Linked DNA regions of Homo sapiens: region 2 is linked to region 1. The links are chromatin contacts, found by Hi-C or POLR2A ChIA-PET in ENCODE. All regions are on one chromosome and are shown on one strand. The core of a region is the stretch at or near the end of the contact, and the rest is flanking DNA. Distances in the headings are between cores, read along the strand shown.

Region 1 (4,678 bases), core at 2,146-4,645:
TTTCAGTGACCACTAGAAATTTTAAAACTATGTAGGTGGCTAACATCATATTGCTGTTGGATGCATCTTTTAAGTGCTGCTGCCTTTGATTGAGCTGAGTGGGTTCCAGTTAACCAGGCTTGAGCACATATATCATTCATTATGTGTTTGAACATCTCATAGCAGAAGATGCCTTGCATATATATCATTCATTATGTGTTTGAACATCTCATAGCAGAAGATGCCTTGTGGTTAATGCCCTCTATGTGTTTTACTGATAGCACATTTCTTAGTAAAGTGAATCTTGGTGTATTGAGACGGGCATCTCCTACCTCCACTTGCTGATGGCATCAGATACAAATAGGCTGTGCCATTTTTAGCCTGGGGTTTCCCAGAGTCATACCCACAGCCCCAACTTGTTTAACAGGATTGTAACATCCTGTAAAGCCACCCCGTGGATTATAGAATTCCAGGGCAGCTGGGGCAGGAGCATTGAATCAGGAGGTTTCATCTTGACTCTGTTTGGCCCTGTGCAAATCACTTTACCCACTACACGTTGGTTCTTTCTTCCCAATGGAGGGCTGAATTGCACCATCTCTCTCTCTCATTCTTTTGTTGTTTTTTTTTTTTGTTTGTTTGTTTTTTTGAGACAGTCCCACTCTGTTGCCCAGGCTAGACTGCAGTAATGCAATCTCGGCTCACTGCAAGTGTGAGCCACTGTGCCTGGCCAGGCTCCTTTTCCCTACACTGCCCGTGTATTCTCTCCAGGGACTTACCTAGAACCACACACATTGGCCTATTGCCGTAAGTTTGTCAGCACGTTGTCTCAGAAAAAAAAAAAAATCCTCATCCTAAAGTGTTCTTCAAAGGCTAGCGAGATTGTTTAATAATACGGCTATTCTTATTTTATAGATGGCCAAGCTAAAGCACATCATTTTCTTTTCCTTCAGTGCCAGCATGAGCAGGGCGGGGGGACCAACCTCAGATTTAAGAAAGACATGTGGCTGATTTTTAGGGTTGTTTTTAGAAACATTAGATTTCTTCTCTAATAATGAAATATACTTTTGAAGGACTCTGACAATGCTGGAAGCTCTTTTAAGAAAAATGTCATTCTTATCTGAAAATCTTTTTTTTTCTTCTCTCTCTCATGCTACATTACAGCTGATGAAGTTAAAAAGCCTGGGCATAAGAAAAGGGGAGCCCTGGGTGTGACTGCCCTGGAAAAAGAGGTAGAGAGTGCAGTGGGTTCAAGTATGTTTGGGTATGTGCAGTCAGTCTTTGTGTCTTTCTCATTCAAGTAAATTCCATAGCAATTAAAGTGAAAATAATCATCTTTCATTTGTGAGTAGAGCATCCATAGAAAGCAACATATATCTTGGTCTAGAACTTAAATTCCAAAAGAATGTGTTATATTTTTCATTTTCCCGTTTTTGTTGCACAGGGACGAGTTTCCTGATGCTTCCTTGCCATAGGCCCTGGGCTCTGTGTGTAGTGTTCTTCCCAAACCAAAAATTAAAAATAGGAAAATCAGAATCTATACCAAGAACTTTGTCTAGGAGGCTTGTCTGCAGTAGGTTTCTTCAGTGCCTATGCCTCCTGCTGGATTGTGTTTGATTAATCCATTTCTTTTAACTTGTACAAGGTCCCCATTGTTAGAGCCACAAGTCATTTGGCCACTGAGGGTAAAAGATGGTTAGGAGTGGGATTTGTTCCACTTCTTTGCAGCGATTAAACAGTCAGTTTGAACTGGGGAAAGTATTTGACCTTTAGTCTGTCCTAAAAGAATGTCATCAGGCTGTTTATACATTAAAAGGCTCTCATAAGATATGTACTCCCAGATTCATAATTTTGGAACTTCTCTCCTATGGTACACACCCTTGTATGTATGCACACCTGGCTCTCACTGAGTCACTTATGGGAAACTGAAGCAAGTTTTTCTATTAATAGGGGAAAAAAGACCTCATAAAAGAGTCAAAGTAAATGAGACTTAGAGAAATGTAGAAGCATGACTATGCATCACTGGGCCTTTGCTTAGTTTTTATTCATCAGCCATGGAGAAGAAAGGCATGACTCTTTCCTGCCTCCCACACCCACCGGACTTGTAAAGCTCGACTTCGATGATGCATTATAAAGTGGTGCACAGGATTGGTTTTTAATGAGATTTTTGCCATTGGAGCAAAGCAAGACTGTTTCCCTGCCAGCTGCTTTATTCAAGTCATGAGGCATTTTGTTGTCTCCTCCTGTACTTGTGGTACATGGGCCCTCCATTTTCTAGCCCAGTTCTTGTTAGATACCTTTGCACATTCATTTGTATGTATGGCAGAACTGATGATATGGCCTTTCTTTCACCCCCAACTACTAACTGTCCATGCCATTAAAGATACATGGACAGGGGATTCCAGCAATTTCTACAGTTGCTCTTCTTTCTCTTTACCATTAATCCTGATGATTGTAGGAAATCAGTACACCATATTTATTATGCAAATCTAAGAAAAACAACTAGATCTATAAACTATTTGAAAAGATGCCCACATTGTATTTTTTTGTTGTTTTTTTAGATAGGATCTTTCTCTGTTGCCCGGGGTAGAGTGCAGTGGCCTGATCGCAGCTCACTGTAGCCTCTACCTCCTGGGCTTAAGCAATCCTCAGCCCGTCTAGTAGCTAGGATTACAGGAATCTGCCACTGTGCTTGGTAATTTTTTTTTTTTAAGGAGATGGGGTCTCACTATGTTGCCCAGGCTGGTTTCAAACTCCTGGCCTCAAGCAGTCTTCCTGCTTTGGCCTCCCCAAAGTGCTGGGATTATAGGCATGAGCCACTGCACCCAGCTACATATTTTTTAGAAAAGGATCAGATGAGTAGGACTTGCTCAACTGCTATCACTGTCAGAAATATCTCAAGGTGAAACTTGCAAACATATCAGTAAGGAGAAGGATGAGATTTCTTTTTTAATAGTCTTCTTTATCAGGAATGTTTTGCAGATATTGATTTTTTTTTTTTTTACAATGAGAAAAATATGACCAAAAACTGAATATTAAAGGAAGCAGAGTGTGATTCCCGGTGCTAAACAGTTTCTATAAAATGTGGCTAATAACATATTGGCCTGTTGTGCCTAAGGCCTGTGTTTGGGTTATGCCTTCTCAAAGAATGCAGTGGAAGAATCTCAGCTTAGAAGTGAGGACATCCAGAATTCTTTCCTGGCTGTGCCGTGAAATTCCTTTGTCACTTAGTGTCCTCATCTGCTAAATGAGGGTGTTGAATTGATTCCTAAAAGTTCTGGTATCCTCCCCTCTTCAGATTATTTCTTCAACTTATTTTCTTGGTAGAACTGGGAGAGGTTCGACTTTGCTTTTGTCACGCATTCTTACTCATCAGGAAAGTCCCGCTATAAACACAGTGCTGAGGGATCAGTTATGTCAGTCTGTTTCCTTCTCCCAGAGACCAGCCCTGCCTTGGGCTTCCCCTAGAACTTTATGTCATAGCATAAAGGCCCGTGTCTGGGCCCTGAGGTTGGGAGTATGCTCTGATGTCAAGTATTTGATCATTCTCTTTCTGCCTCTTGATGACTAGAAAGCGTTTTATGGTAAAGAGTTACGCAAGAAGCCTTTGTTTAGCTCTTTCTCTCATTGCTAAAAATAGTAAGCTGTTTTTAACCCTTACTGTTCTTACTTCTTCTTACTCATTTCCCTCACTCTTTAGCTGAGAATGTCACCTCCACCTTTATAGAGAAGACAGAAACTTAAGCATAAACTCTTCACCTTCCTTCACCTTCCCTTTCCCCAGTTACTTGCGTCCCTGTTCTTTGTCATCCTCTTGTCTGTAGCTGTCCTTGAAGTGGTGTCCACTATTCCCCTGGATGAGGTTCATTCTTACGTTCTGTTCCATAACCTAGTTGTGTTATTAACTTCCCATCATACATCCTTTTATTAAAAATCCTACACTACCAGTTTTTGAGTTCCTATTAGGTGTCACAATCAGTTAATCCCACTTACGGCATACAGCAGTCATTATTCCAGTTTATACTTGAAGAAACTTAGGCCCTTACTATGTTTCTGGCACTGCTTATTATCACAGCTCTAGAAGACATCTTCTATCTACCTTATCCTTCCCTTTTACAAAAGGTGAGAAAACTGAGGCCCAAAGAGGTTGTTGTCACCACCTATGTAGAGTGAGGATTTTTATTTTTGTGCTATTGTTTAGCATGATCTCATGAAATATAATAGAAAATAAGGGGAAACTATGGTACCTGTTTATTGAGCAGCCTTCCTTGACTGGGATATAAACATCCATTGGTTTTCCTCCTTTTTCATGCCACCACAAGCACTCAGGGGCACTCTTGATACCAGAACAGTGGGAGGATCTTAGTGATATTGGTCCAAATTCATAAGTTTTCACTTCTCTTTTTTTTGAGACAAGATCTCACTCTCGCCCAAGCTGGAGTACAGTGGCGCCACAGCTCACTGCAGCCTTTACCTCCCAGGCTCAGGTGATCTTGCCACCTCAGCCCCCCAAGTAGCTGGGACTACAAGGGTGTGACACCATACCCAGCTAATTTTTTGTATGTTTTTGTAGAGACAGGGTTTCACTATGTTGCCTGGGCTGATCTTGAACATCTAAACTCAAGGGTTCCACCCACCTTGGCCTCCTAAAGTGCTGGGATTACATGTGTGAGCCTCACTTCCTTCTGGTTATAGAGACAGA
Region 2 (4,050 bases), core at 1,017-3,516, 370 kb after region 1:
AAAGTCTTTTCTGCATCTATTGAGAGAATCATGTGGTTTTTGTCTTTAGTTCTGTTTATGTAATGAGACAAATTTATTGATTTGCATATGTTGAATGAAGCTTGCACACCAGAGAAAAAGTCTACTTGGTTGTAGTGGATAAGCTTTTTGATGTGCTGCTGAATTAGGTTTGCTAGTATATTGCTGGGGATTTTCACATCAATAGTCATCATAGACATTGGCTTGACATTTTCTTTTTTCATTGTGTCTCTGCTACATTTTGGCATCAGGAAGATGCTGGCCTCATTGAACGAGTTAGGGAGGAGACCTTCCTCATTAATTCTTTGGAATAGTTTCAGTAGGAATGGTACCAGCTCTTCTTTGTACAACAGGTAGAATTCAGCTGTGTATCTGGCTTTTCCCGAGCTTTTGTTGGTTGGTAGGCTATTTATTACTACTCAATTTCAGAGATCATTATTTGTCTGTTCAGGAATTTAATTTCTCCTTGGTTGAGTCTTTGGAGGGTGTATATGTCAAGATATTTATGCATTTCTTCTAGATTTTCTAGTTTACATGCATATACATGTTGATAATATTCTCTGATGATTATTTGTATTTCTGTGGGGTCAATGGTAATATCTCCCTTGTTATTTCTGATTGTGTTTATTTGAACCTTCTCTCTTTTCTTCCATATTAGTCTAGCTAGTGGTCTATTTTATTATTATTTTTTAAAGTTTTGTTGATGTTTTGAATAGTTTTTCTTGTTTCAGTCTCCTTCAGTTTATCCCTAATTTTGTTTTTTTTTCTTATCTTCAGCTAGATTTGAGATTCTTTTAGTTGTGATATTAGGTTGTTAACTTAAGGTCTTTCTAACTTTTTGATGTAGGGATGTAGCACTATAATTTCCCACTTACACTCTCTTAGCTATGTCCCAGTTATTCTGGTATGTTTTATCTTTGTTCTCATTACTTACAAAGAACTTCTTCATTTCTGCCTTAATTTCATTATGTACCCAACAGGCATTCAGGAGCATATTATTTAATTTCCATGTAATTGTATTGTTTTGAGTGAATTTCTTAGTCTTGATTTTTAATTTGATTATGCTATGGTCTGAGAGACTTTGTAAATGATTTTAGTAGTTTGCATTTGCTCAGGAGTGTTTTATGTGCAATTATGTGATTGATTTTAGAGTCTGTACCATGTGACAATAAGAAAAACTTATAATCTATTGTTTTTGGGTGGAGAGTACTCCAGATGTGTATCAGGTCTATTTGATCTAGTGCTGAGTTCATGTCCTGAATATTTTTGTTAATTTTTTTGTCTGGATAATCTATCTAATAATGTCAGTACAGTGTTAAAGTCTCTTACTATTATTATGTGGGAGTATATGTCTCTTTGTCAATGGGGTTCTCTGCATTTCCTGAATTTGAATGTTGGCCTCTCTAGCAAGGTTGGAGAAATTATGTATAATGTCCTGAAATATTCTTTCCATGATTCGTTCCTGATATAGTTTGGTTGTGTCCCCACCCAAATCTCACCTTGAATTGTAATAATTCCCATGTGTCAAGGGTGGGGCCAGGTGGAGGAAATTGCATTAGGGGGGCAGTTTCCCTCCTATTGTTCTCATGGTAGTAAATAAGTCTCATAAGATCTGATGGTTTTATAAAAGGGAATTCCCCTGTACACCCTCTGTTGCCTGCCACCATTTAAGACAAGCTTTCGCTTCTCCTTTGCCTTCTGCCATGACTGTGAGGCCTCCCCAGCCATGTGGAACTGTGAGTCTATTTAGCCTCTTTTTCTCTATAAATTCCTCTGTCTGAAGTATGTCTTATACAGCATGAGAACTGACTAATACAGTAAATCGGTACTGGTAGAGTGGGGTGCTGCTGTAAAGATACCCAAAAATGTGGAAATGACTTTGGAACTGAGAAACAGGCAGAGGTTGGGTCAGTTTGGAGGGCTCAGAAGAGGACAGGAAGAAGTTTGAAGGGAAAGTTTGGATCTTCCTAGAGACTTGATGAATGGCTTTGACCAAAATGCTGACATTGATACATGGACAATAAAGTTCAGGTTGAGGTGGTCTCACATGGAGATGAAGACCTTGTTGGAAACTGGAATAAAAGTGACTCTTGCTATGTTTTAGCAAAGAGACTGGCATTTTGCCCCTGCCTTAGAGATTTGTGGAACTTTGAACTTGAGAGAAATGATTTAGGGTATCTGGTAGAAGAATTTTCTAAGCAGCAAAGCATTCAAGAGGTGACTTCGGTGCTGTTAAATGCATTGAGTTTTATGTATTCGCAGATTTATGCTTTGGAACTGAAACATGTTTAAAAGGGAAGCAGAGCACGAAAATTCAGAAAATGTACAGCCTGATGATGCAATAGAAAAGAAAAACCCGGTTGCTGAGGATAAATTCAAGCTGGCTTCAGAAGTTTGCATAAGTAATGAGAAGCCAAATGTTAATCACCAAGACAATAGGGAAAATGTCTCTAGGGCCTGCCAGAGGTCTTCCAGAAGCCCCTCCCATCACAGGCCTGGAGGCCTAGGAGAAAAAAGTGGTCTTGTGGGCTGGGCCCAGGACCTTGCTACATTGTGCATTCTCATGACTTGGTGCCCTGTGCCCTAGCCATGGCTAGAACTCAGGCCATTGATTCAGAAAGGGTGCATGACCCAAGCCTTGGTGGCCTTCATTTGGTATTGGGCTGTGGGCGCACAGAAGTCAAGAACTGAGATTTGGGAACCTCCACGTAGATTTCAGAGGATGTATGGACCTGGAACACACAGGTTCCAGAGGCAGTATGGAAACGTCTGGATGAACAGGCAGAAGTTTGCTGCAGGGGTTGGGCCCTCATGGAGAACCTCTGCTAGGACAGTGTGGAAGGGAAATGTGGAGCTGGCACCCCTACACAGATTCCCCACTGGGACACTGCCTAGTGGAGTTGTGAGAAAAGGGCCACCGTCCTCCAGACCCCAGAACGGTAGATCCACCAACACCTTACACCACGTACCTGGAAAAGCCACAGACACTCAATGCCAGCCTGTGAAAGCAGCTGAGAGGTGGGCTGTACCCTGCAAAGCCACAGGGGTGGAACTGCCCAAGAGGGCATGGGAGCTCACCTCTTGCATCAGCAGGACCTAGATATGAGACGTGGAGTAAAAGGAGATCATTTCAGAACTTTAAAATTTGGCTGCCCTGCTGGATTTTGGACTTGCATGAAGCCTGTAGTCCCCTCCTTTTGGCTGACTTCTCCCATTTGGAATGGGTGTATTTACCCAATGCTTGTATCCCCATTGTATCTAGGAAGTAACTAACTTGCTTTTGATTTTGCAGGATCATAGGTGGAAAGAACTTGCCTTGTCAGATGAGAATTTGGACTGTGGACTTTTGAGTTAATGCTGAAATGAGTTAAGATTTCAGGGAGCTGTTGGGAAAGCATGATTGTTTTTGAAATGTGAGAACATGAGATTTGGGAGGGGCTAGGTGTGGAATAATATGGTTTGGCTGTTTCCCCACCCAAATCTCACCTTGAAGTTTAATAATCCCCACATGTCATGGGAGGGACCTGGTAGAGATAATTGAATCATGGGAGTGGTTTCCCCCATACTGTTCTCACAATAGTGAATAAGTCTCATGAAATCTGATGATTTTATAAAGGAGAGTTTCCCTGAACATATTCTCTTGTCTGCCACCATGTAAGACTTCCCTTTGCTTTTCCTTTACCTTCTACCATGATTGTGAATCCTCCCAGTCATGCTGAACTGTGAGTCCATTAAACCTCTTCCCTTTATAAATTACCCAGTCTCAGACATGTTTTATTTGCAGCATGAGAATAGATTATATAGTTCCCTTCTCCCCATCTCTTTTAGGGACACCCAGGAGTCATAGATTTCTTCTTTATGTAATCCCACATCTCTCAGGGATTTTGTTTATTTCTTTTTATTCTTTTTTCTCTATTTCTTTATTACAGTCTTATTTCAGAAAGACAGTCTTCAAGCTCTGAGATTCTTTCCTCCACTTGGCCTAATCTGCTACTAATAGTTGTGGTTGCATTGTAAAATTTCTTGCAGTGT

The links. Hi-C counts contacts between places; a loop is a spot of excess contacts on that map. ChIA-PET counts read pairs that join two places held with the same protein, here RNA polymerase II (POLR2A). Pooled maps may share reads with other maps.
Region 2: a loop to region 1 is called in a map with no recorded cell type, with 5 times the contacts of the local background. The contact joins two enhancer-like sites. A Hi-C loop is called at or near these places in 1 of 168 maps with a recorded cell type or tissue (stomach), 1 of 37 single-sample maps with no recorded cell type and 3 of 50 pooled maps. POLR2A ChIA-PET finds 5 or more read pairs at or near these places in 1 of 52 experiments (MCF 10A).

Annotation. Positions count from the first base shown.
Region 1 is chr9:21,828,821-21,833,498 of GRCh38, forward strand. The region is part of intron 4 of MTAP (methylthioadenosine phosphorylase); the gene reads left to right. Among named protein-coding and RNA genes, the nearest start is that of MTAP, 29 kb to the left of the region's middle. RefSeq lists enhancers at 3,112-3,421, 3,289-4,488. Within about 2 kb of position 3,396, at least 8 of the 41 ENCODE cell types and tissues checked have a DNase peak (open chromatin) inside an H3K27ac peak, as active enhancers do.
Region 2 is chr9:22,195,510-22,199,559 of GRCh38, forward strand. No RefSeq gene overlaps it. Among named protein-coding and RNA genes, the nearest start is that of CDKN2B, 190 kb to the left of the region's middle. RefSeq lists an enhancer at 1,847-1,906. Within about 2 kb of position 2,267, at least 2 of the 41 ENCODE cell types and tissues checked have a DNase peak (open chromatin) inside an H3K27ac peak, as active enhancers do.